3 separate regions of the Homo sapiens genome follow, and regions 1 and 3 are each linked to region 2. A link is a contact called in ENCODE Hi-C or POLR2A ChIA-PET data. All regions are on one chromosome and are shown on one strand. The core of a region is the stretch at or near the end of the contact, and the rest is flanking DNA. Distances in the headings are between cores, read along the strand shown. Region 1 overlaps BICDL1 (BICD family like cargo adaptor 1). Region 2 holds the start of SETD1B (SET domain containing 1B, histone lysine methyltransferase). Region 3 holds the start of DYNLL1 (dynein light chain LC8-type 1).

What was found. A loop is a pair of places that touch in the nucleus more often than their neighbours do. ChIA-PET counts read pairs that join two places held with the same protein, here RNA polymerase II (POLR2A). Pooled maps may share reads with other maps.
Region 1: a loop to region 2 is called in a pooled map, with 6 times the contacts of the local background. The contact joins the enhancer-like site here to the promoter of SETD1B in region 2. A Hi-C loop is called at or near these places in 1 of 50 pooled maps. POLR2A ChIA-PET finds 5 or more read pairs at or near these places in 3 of 52 experiments (WTC11, activated T-cell and naive thymus-derived CD4-positive, alpha-beta T cell).
Region 3: a pooled map shows a loop between it and region 2 (5-fold over the local background). The contact joins the promoter of DYNLL1 here to the promoter of SETD1B in region 2. A Hi-C loop is called at or near these places in 1 of 50 pooled maps. POLR2A ChIA-PET finds 5 or more read pairs at or near these places in 2 of 52 experiments (MCF 10A and activated T-cell).

Annotation. Positions count from the first base shown.
Region 1 is chr12:120,085,700-120,088,762 of GRCh38, reverse strand. All of the region lies in intron 8 of BICDL1 (BICD family like cargo adaptor 1), which reads right to left. Among named protein-coding and RNA genes, the nearest start is that of RAB35, 30 kb to the left of the region's middle. RefSeq lists an enhancer at 1,359-1,438. Within about 2 kb of position 1,667, at least 21 of the 41 ENCODE cell types and tissues checked have a DNase peak (open chromatin) inside an H3K27ac peak, as active enhancers do.
Region 2 is chr12:121,802,325-121,805,258 of GRCh38, reverse strand. It overlaps SETD1B (SET domain containing 1B, histone lysine methyltransferase), which reads right to left and starts at 1,250. Exons shown (of 17, transcript NM_001353345.2): 1 at 1,026-1,250; 2 at 348-535; 3 at 43-141. The coding sequence starts at 521. LINC01089 (long intergenic non-protein coding RNA 1089) reads left to right here and starts at 2,313. Exons shown (of 4, transcript NR_152740.1): 1 at 2,313-2,628. RefSeq lists silencers at 956-1,015, 1,056-1,185, 1,456-1,705.
Region 3 is chr12:120,494,671-120,497,777 of GRCh38, reverse strand. DYNLL1 (dynein light chain LC8-type 1) reads right to left here and starts at 1,665. Exons shown (of 3, transcript NM_003746.3): 1 at 1,562-1,665; 2 at 1,225-1,362. The coding sequence starts at 1,356. It overlaps NRAV (negative regulator of antiviral response), which reads left to right and starts at 1,832. Exons shown (of 2, transcript NR_038854.1): 1 at 1,832-1,955. RefSeq lists silencers at 1,262-1,781, 2,072-2,121 and an enhancer at 1,341-2,007.

The DNA.
Region 1 (3,063 bases), core at 418-2,917, 1.7 Mb after region 2:
CCCGGGAGGCGGAGCTTGCAGTAAGCCCAGATCGCGCCACTGCACTGCAGCCTGGGTGACAGAACAAGACTCCGTCTCAAAAAAACAAAAAAACCCCATAAAGTGTGGCCAGGCGCGGTGGCTCGTGCCTGTAATCCCAGCACTTTGGGAGGCCAAGGTGGAAGGATCACCTGAGGTCAGGAGTTCGAGACCAGCCTGGCCAACATGGCGAAAACCCATCTCTGCTAAAAATACAAAAATTAGCTGGGTGTGGTGGCAGGTGCCTGTAATCCCAGCTACTCGGGAGGCTGAGGCAGGAGAATCGCTTGAACCTGGGAGGTGGAGCTTGCAGTGAGCCCAGATTGTGCCACTGCACTCCAGCCTGGGCAATAGAGCAAGACTCCGTCTCAAAAAAATAAAAACAAAACCCCACAAAAAACCATGAGGTAGAATATTTATTGACAGTTCATAACATATTGCTGAGTGGAAAAAGCACCAGAAAACAAGGTCTAGTATAATACTAGTTTTGTAAAACAAAAACTGCCTGTGTCCGCAGGGTGCTGTGGCTCACGCCTCTAATCCCCAGCACTTTGGGAGGCCAAGGTGGGCGGATCACCTGAGGTTGGGAGTTCGAGACCAGCCTGACCAACAAGGAGAAACCCCGCCTCTACTAAAAATACAAAAATTTGCCGGGCGTGGTGGCGCATGCTGCCTGTAATCCCAGCTACTCAGGAGGCTGAGGTAGGAGATCACTTGAATCCAGGAGGCGGAGGTTACAGTGAGCCAAGATCACGCCACTGCACTCCAGCCTGGGCAACAAGAGCGAAACTCTGTCTCAAAACAAAACAAAAAACTGCCTGTGTGTTCAAGGATATGCACAAAAATGTCTAGTTGGTTATCTCTGGGTGATGATTACTGATGGGTAACTCCTCCGACATTATTTTGCATTTTTTTATTTTCACATTTGTGTTTCACGTATTACTTTGTTCACCTTTCCCAACATTCCTAAATCACGGCTGTTCAATGCAAAAGAAAATTAATTTTTTTCGAGGGCAGGGGAACGGGAATAAAGGTGGAAGGACCTCTGCAGAGGCAGCCCTGGTTGCCCAACTGCAGAAACGTGTATTATTTAGCCCTTGCCTTCATTAATCGCTCCCTTAAGCACTCAAAACAGCAAAGCTAACAAAAGCATGCTCCTTGTACAGGGCCAGCGACTAATGTGCAGGGCTCAAGGGCAGCTAGAGGATCCGCCTGCAGAGGCCGCCTAGCTCGAGCTTCACAACACCGACCGCACTAACCGAAGTGCGGCCAGAAAAAGGAACAGGTGGATCCCACTTGCAAAGTGCTCAGGCCACTGCTGCGACCAGCACTTCTTCTTTGGCTTCAGGTCTACCGAGCAATTAGTCACCTGTGCCGACACCGCAAGTGCGCCCCGCCCGCCGGCCCGCCTGCCTTCCCTAGAGAAACCGCTCCAGACAGCTCAGCCACCGCGTCAGCCCCGCCCACTGCGGCAGCGACGGGACCCGAGCCCGTCTAATGGATGCTGAGGGCTCAGATGCCGAAGGCTGCCTCCGTCACACCCACTGCTATTGGCTGGCAGCAAACAGCGGAAATCCTCACGCGGCATCGGTTGCCATGGACACCCCTCCAGTAGCGTCAGAACCCGTGGTGCCCCACGACAGCCACAGCCTCCTGAGCTTCCGGCGTCCCCCGGCAGGTGGCGCCGAGAGCAGCGGGAGCCCCAGGAATGTGCTGACTAACGTTGCCGGCGAGGGACAGATGGGCCCAGGGCTACAGCCGCGGCGCAGCGCCGGGCATGGTGGGGTTCCCTTCCTTGCCAAAAAACGCCCTGAGGCAGGGGCTGCCTGGACGACCTCCAATCCTGGCCACGCGCTGCACCGTTGGGACATTTGCTCACCAAGGAATAAGTGCTCGTCATTCATGGGAAACCCCAGACCAGGATCAACACATTAATCACATTTTAAAAATAGGAATATTCCAAGGGCTCGAATAATTCCTTTTTACAAATGAAACCACTAGTAACTGACTTGTTTTTGTAAGGCAGATTGCTAGCCCAAGATTTATTTTTGGTTTTAGTGAAGGCCCTTCACCTGCAAGGAGATAAAAAAATTGCTACTTAATTTTCCTGAAACTCATTTATTGTATAGGAGAAGGTGCACCTTAAGGTTTCTGCAGCCCAGTGACGAGAAGGAAGTTATATTTCTTAGGGATTCTCACCCCTGACTACACATTAAAATCAAGGGGGAAAGAAGTGGGCCCCACCCAACTGACCCCACCCCGTGATTTCAACTGTATTGTTCTGGTGAGGTTCCTGGTGTCTGAGCGCTCCCCAGATGATTGTAATGTGCGGCCAGGATGGAGAATCAGAGATAACGTATATGGAAGAAGTATCTGGTAAAACTAAGTTACTATACAAATGGGGGGTGTGGTTTCCTCTTTAAATGATTCCTTAGGCTTGTCGTCTCAATTCTTGTATAACAAAAATTCATTTCTAAGGTATGGGAAAAGAACTATCCTCCCAGAGTAACCTAACTGCCCAGCCAGCCCTGTTCTATAGGAGTCCAGGAAGGACAGGACCCTTGCTCCAGAGTTCTCCCTACTGGGGGCATCCTTCCAGAGGGGAGAATTTGCAAGTCTAATCAGACTCCTGGATAGTAACTGGGCCTCCTTTGAAAGCAGGCAAGAGCATGCATTACAAGGTTTCATGTAGATTTGCTCACCCAGGTGGCAGAGCTAGGTTTTACTTTTTTTTTTTTTTTTTTTTAAAGGGAGAAAGACTGGACAACTTGCTTCTTCTCTCCTGCACCCTGACACTTTCTCTGTTTGTATCCCCCACCTTCCATCCCACCTTCCATGCTGATGACAGAATATGATCTTAATGTTCAGCTTCTTGTCTGAGAGAAGGTAACCAACCCATGTGTACTTCTATCTTCATTCTGCCTTTTTTTTTTTTTTTTTTTTTTGAGGCAGGATCTTGCTCTGTCATCCAGGCTGGAGTGCAGTGGCATGATCACAGCTCACTGCAGCCTCAACCTTCTGGGCTCAAGTGATCCTCCCACCTCT
Region 2 (2,934 bases), core at 1-2,500:
GAGGTGGGGGAGGGACGGCGGGGCAGTGGGGAGGGGTCCTACCTTGAATTTGGGCACCGACAGCTCCAGCTCCTTGTTTTTGGTCCAGATCCCGACGACCCGGGGATCTTCGACAATTTCCACCGGGCGGTTGCTGGACATCTGTGGGGAGAAATTGGGGGGCCGGGATGAGAGAACTGGTCCCCCTCCCCATGGGCAGACCCCTTTCTCGAGGCACTTGTCAAACTCCAGGGCTGGGGCCCCGTCTGACAGTTGGCCGGGGGATCGGGCGGGGGGTCCCTGGCCGCTAGGCGCGTCTCCCCGGACACGACGCGGGGCACGGCTGGGGGGGCGCGCCGGCTACTCACCGCCAGGCTGAAATGCTGCCCATCGTAGCGGTACAGTTTATGATGCCCCTTTTTCAGAGCCGGGTCAATCATCAACTTGTAACTTCTCCAATGGTGGTTCCTCCTCTCGCCCGAAGGGCCGGGCTGCGGCGGGGGCTGCTGGTGGTGGTGGTGGGGGGGGTGACTGTTCTCCATGCCGTTAACCCAACCTGAAAACCAGCAAGTTGTTGTCGTCTCCGCCGCGGCGGCGGCGGCGGCCGCTTCTACACACACGCGAAAGAATCCAATCGGCAGGCCCCCACCCCCTCCCACCTTGCCAGCGCGCCCCGAAAGGAGCTGTCTCGCTGGCTCCCCCCAAAACAAGAATGGAGCGAGAGAATAACCCTTCCGGGAGAATTACGCGCCCGCCCGCTCGGCCACCGTCTCGGGGCGGCAGCGAGGGGCTCCCGGGGGTCCCCTGGGCGGGCTGGCGGGGCCCGGGGCGCCCGGAGGACGCGGACTCCGGCCCATGGTGCCCGCCCGGCCGCCCGGCGTGGCGCTCACCCGCTAGCTCGGCCCGGCTCTGGCGCGAGGCTGGCGGCAGGGCCTGGCGGCGCCGCCGCCCGCCCGCCCGCTCGCCCGCTCGGGCCAGGGCCGGGGCCGGGGGCTTGGGCCGCCCGGCTGCCGGCCGCGGCCTCTCCCTCCCCGAGCCGCGCTTACATCCCCGCCGGGCGCCGGCCTCCCTGCGCCGCCAGCCAGTACATGGTGTCCCCCGAGGGAGCCGAGGCCGGGGCGGCCGGACCGGGGGCCAGGAAGGGGGGGCGCCGCCGCCGCGGCTGCCGGGCCCGGAGCTGCTGCCGCTGCCGCCGCCGCTGCTGCTGCTGCTGCCCGGGAGGCGGCTGGCGGCGGAGGCTCGGCTCCCAGTAGCCGCACATCCCACAATACACCGCTAAGGAGCCCGACCCGAGCGCTCACCCTCCTCCTCTTCCTCCTCCTCCTCCTCTTCCTCCTCCCCTCTCCTTCCTCGCCGCTTCCCCAGGCACTCTCCCGGCGGCGGCAGCTGCGCCGCCAAAGCCCCGGGCCCCAGCGGCCCCCCACCCCTCACTCGCGCGCTCCCACACTGCCTCCCCCTCCCCGGGGGAAGGCCTTTTAATTTATTTATTTTTCTGGGACTGGGGTGGGGGTCTTGGCTGGCGGGGGAGGGGGTCTCCCCGGGCTCTACCTCCCGCGGCCGGGACTACCCTCAGAGCCGCGACCGCCGCGGCGTGCGTCCCGGGCCTGCAAAACTGTTTCCAAACTGCCCGGGCCGGAGGCGGGCGCGCGGGGCCCGGGGAGATGGCTGGGGTCTGGGGGGCCGAGGGTGTGTGTGGACGCTGGGAGCCGCGGGGGGAGGCCGGCGTCGACTCAGAGGAGTTGCAATCGAGGTATCTGCGCTCCGGCTTCCTCCTGCGGCCCGCGACCCCCTCCCCGGAGCTGAGCTGGGGAAGGGAGACCAGGGTTCACCACGTTAGCATTCGCATTCCTGGGAGGATGCAGCCCTCGCCTGGACCTGGGCGATAGACGCCTTCTTCTGTTTTTATTTTTGGAGGGGAGCGCCCTGTAATTGTCCTGAACACATGCTTCCCCCCCTTCCTCCAGCCACCCGCGGAGGAGAGAGTCCCCCTTTTTTGCATTTATCTTTTCCTTCCCCTTTCTTTATTAAAGGTCCGGGAGTGGCGGCGGCCAATCAGCGCGCGGCTTCCATTTTGTGAGTTCAACTCCGAGGCTCCCGGGCTTCGCGAGGACGCGTTTGCAGCCCCCTCTGCCGCTCCTCTCTGGCGGCCGAGGCGCAGGAGCCGCCTCGCCGGGGCTCGGAGCTGGTGTAGCTCATATTGGGGCTCTTTTCGGGGTTTGTAATTTGGCCGTGGGTAGGTAATTGGCTGGAGCAGGGCGGCAGGGCGCGGCAGCCAATCAGCGCGCGGCTTCTATAGGGCTTGAGTTATTAGACGCTGATCTCAAAACATCCTTCATCAGACACGAAGGAGAGGCCAACAGATGAGGGAAGCCATTTTTCTGCAATGGAATTAAATGGCCAAGTGGGTTTTTCCTTTGTTGCAAATGGGGAATGTTTTTCCTTTGACTCTACCATCCAGTTCAGGACGTCTCAGTGTGTTTAACATTTGTCAACAGGCCCAAGGACTCACAGTTGGAAGACTGGAGAAGACTTTTTAAAAAGATCTGGATTTTTCCTTATGACTTGGAATCCATCTTTGTCTTGTATAACTAGGTCATAGCACACCATTCATGTCAGCAGTTAACAGTTTTGAATTCCAAAAAAACCTAAGTAAATGACATATTTTTTTTCCTCTTTTTGTTCTATGGGTGGGTGGGGGGAGCTTGGAGCTGTCTTAATCTGTATTCTCTTGACTGAACAATAAATTTTTAAATATATCTAGTTTCCTCTATTAAACACTTAAACCTGGCCATCTTATTAACTCCTTCTCTCTTTTTAACAAGGTAATGTTTTAAATGTATATAGCTTTAGGACTAGCGAAATGGCAGCAACAAAAAATTGTGAGCAGTTGTTACTCTTTTAGTTTTTAAAAAACCTTTTACATTGTAAGTACCCAATCCATTCTGTCCTGACGCA
Region 3 (3,107 bases), core at 416-2,915, 1.3 Mb after region 2:
TCATTGACAGACGGTGACATCAACAGGTGTAGTTTATCATGTTCTGTGTAGAGAACTAAACTACCCTACTGTATTTGCCATGCCCCCAATTCCAAGAAAACGGCAAAAAATTAGCCCATCCCATTCCTCATCACAAAGATCTTAACTGCACCCCTGCAACACAAGACTTTTCCAATAGGACAAAACTTCAAACAGCATTGTATACCAAATGATTGCGGATCAAAATTAAATTTACAGGAACACAATACTGAAGCACTCCACTGTTGCTGTAAAAACTGCTGGAAACAGAATCTGTCAACTGGCCAAATTTTATCCTTAATTATTATCCAAACAGCCGTCCTCTTCACATCTATCCGGATGATGCTAATCTACTACCCTGTCCACTAGGTTAGCAAGTTGTAGGAACAACTCTTCACCATTTCTCCCACCCTAAGAGGTACTGGGGAGTAGAATGCCTGTGGGGGGCATTGGGTGGCAACGGTTATCTTTCTCTGCAAAATTCTTACAAGTGTTTGTGGAGCGTCACACAAGATTTAGCTACTCTAACTGCACGCAGTGCGAAAACCTTTTAAAGCTATGAAGGGGAGTAACGCTCTTGCAAGCTAGAGGCACGCACTGCTGCGTTTGTCAAAAAAGGCATTTATTTCTGTTCCATCTGAAGTCTTTCATCTTCCCATTCTCGACTGGAACCCTCCCACGGCTTAGGCTGCCAGCTTTCTTCCCTTCCAGCAAACACTGCTCGAGAAGTTGGCAGTCCTGCCGGCTTTCTAGACTGCCATTTACCAAGCCCCTACCCCAGCCCCCAGCCCCGCCACCACCCACCACCTTCCCTCAACTCCCCACTGGAAGGCTGGCAAGATCTCCTCCCGGCCCGGCTGGAAACACCCACGCAGCTCCCCCCTCCGGAACACCCAGATGGATCCTCGGCGCAGGAACCACACAGAAGGGGGAACCGCTGCTCCCTGATCTTAGATACCGTTGCTAGGTGGCGCTTTCCCCCCGCGGAGCTGGGTAATTAAAAAAAAAAAAAAAAAAACTTCGGACGCCGGGGGTCTGGTCTTCTCCACAGGAGCGCAAAATGCATCTGCGTCCTTTCTGGAAGCTTCTACGCCCCAAGCCGCCAGCAGTATTCCCGGGACCTGTCAGGCGCCCTTAGGAAAGCAGGATCGGGGGGAAGGAACCCCCTGCTCCCGGCTGCGTATCGGCCCCCGCGCCCATCCTCACCTTCTTGATATGAGCCGCAATGTCCTTCTCTATGTTGTATTTCTCCAGCGCCTGAGTAGCGCACTCCACCGAGTCCTGTTGCATCTCTTCCGACATGTCCGCATTTTTGATCACGGCCTTTCGGTCGCACATGGTTACCTAGTGGGCAAGGCCTGGGGTAAGGGGTTGAGTTGGGCCGCGCCCCCCAGGCACTAACTGCCCCCACCCCGGCCGGCGCCACCACGGGACGACGCCCCCCACCCCACTTCTCAGGAAGCGCGGGCTACGCGGAGGGCTAAGTCCGGAGTGGGGCGAAATAAGGCAGCGAGGACACCCCCTGGCCCCCCGAGTTTCTCACCGTGGAGAAGGGGGCTGGCCGACTGCAACGGTCTCCTGGGGGAGGTGCTAGCACAGCTCAGGCCCGGCTAGAGATACCGTCGCTACCGAAACCGTGGCGCATCTAAGCAGCCCCACGCCAGCCGCCGCCGCCTAGTGCTCAGGCCCCGCCCTGCTCCCGCCGGCCCCGCCCCTCGCCGCGCGACCCTATTGGCTTGACGCAGCCCACGGCATTCTTCCATTGGTCCATTGACTCCATGGTTCCCTCAGGATCTTTCTCCTGCATTTTGTTGCAGACCACAATGCACCGCTCACGGCGTCGGTTGCCCGGGCAATGGGCCGCACGCTACGAGGCCCACACACCCAGAAGGTGGAGCCCCGGCCGGGTTACGAGGACCACCCAGCTGTCTGGAGAGGTAGGAAGGGAGCTTCTGCCGGGGCCAAGGGAAGTGATTCCAAATTCACGGAGGTTGTCCCAGGGTGTGTTCTCGAACAACAGTCTCTAGAAGTTGGTGGCCATTCCTGCCCCCACCCCCCCGCCCCCCCACCACGACAGGTCGCATGATCTCGCACCCCAGGTTAGCAGGATTACGACAGAGGTGGCCTCTCCCTTTACTGAAAGGGTATCTCTGAAGCAGGGCCGGCTTCGTGGGTAAACCAGCAGTGCAGTCTCACAGGAGGGACCCTTACGTTTTCATTTTGCACTGGGCCCCATTTGTAGTCGGTTCTGCTCTGAAATATTTAGGGGAGGGCATCCTCAGGATTGAGGGAGGGCTTCAAGGAGGGAGGGTGTTTCCTTACGAATTAAGGGATTATCCCCAAGAGTGGGGTCTCTGCCAAGCAATGCGGACATCCTTTAAGGGGTTGGGGATGGGGATCCGGGTGGATTTGGGAGTGTTGAGCCCCGGGGTTTTTGTCCAGGGTGAAGCTTCTTGCTCAGGTGAGGCAGTCTTTCCTGTGTGGGAGAGATTCTTGGTTGGGATTTATCTCTGAGGAGGAGGTATTCTAATGGACGAAAAAGCGGCCGTTAGAGAGATGACGTCCCCTCTGGCTTAGGGAGGAGACACGAAGTGGTTAAAAAAGCAAGATCTTGGGGGAGTTGAGGGACAAGTCAGATCTGGATTTAAATCCCAGCACTGTCATTTACTAGCTATTTGAATGTCTTCTTTAAGTAAAGGAGGACTAAATGTAAAAGGAAACCAGTTCATACGCTTGTTAGCAGTATTAAACATTTGAAGTTCTCTCAGCACAATGTGAGGCACATAGTAAATGATCAATGAATCTTATCAATAATTGTCAGTTTATACAACTATCCCAAAGGCCACAGCAAGGTTTTGAACAACCAGCTCTGAAATGCCTATAATGTATTTTTCGAACCTCCATAAATAAGTTATCAGGTTAATCATGTATCTGGAAGCTTCCTATTTACATTTCTACATTTTCCTCTGACCATCTACTCTCATTACTCCTTAAAACAATTTGTGGCTGGGCATGATGGCTCACACCTGTAATCCCAGCACTTTGAGAAGCCGAGTCAAGGGGATCGCTTGAGCTCAGTAGTTGGAGAC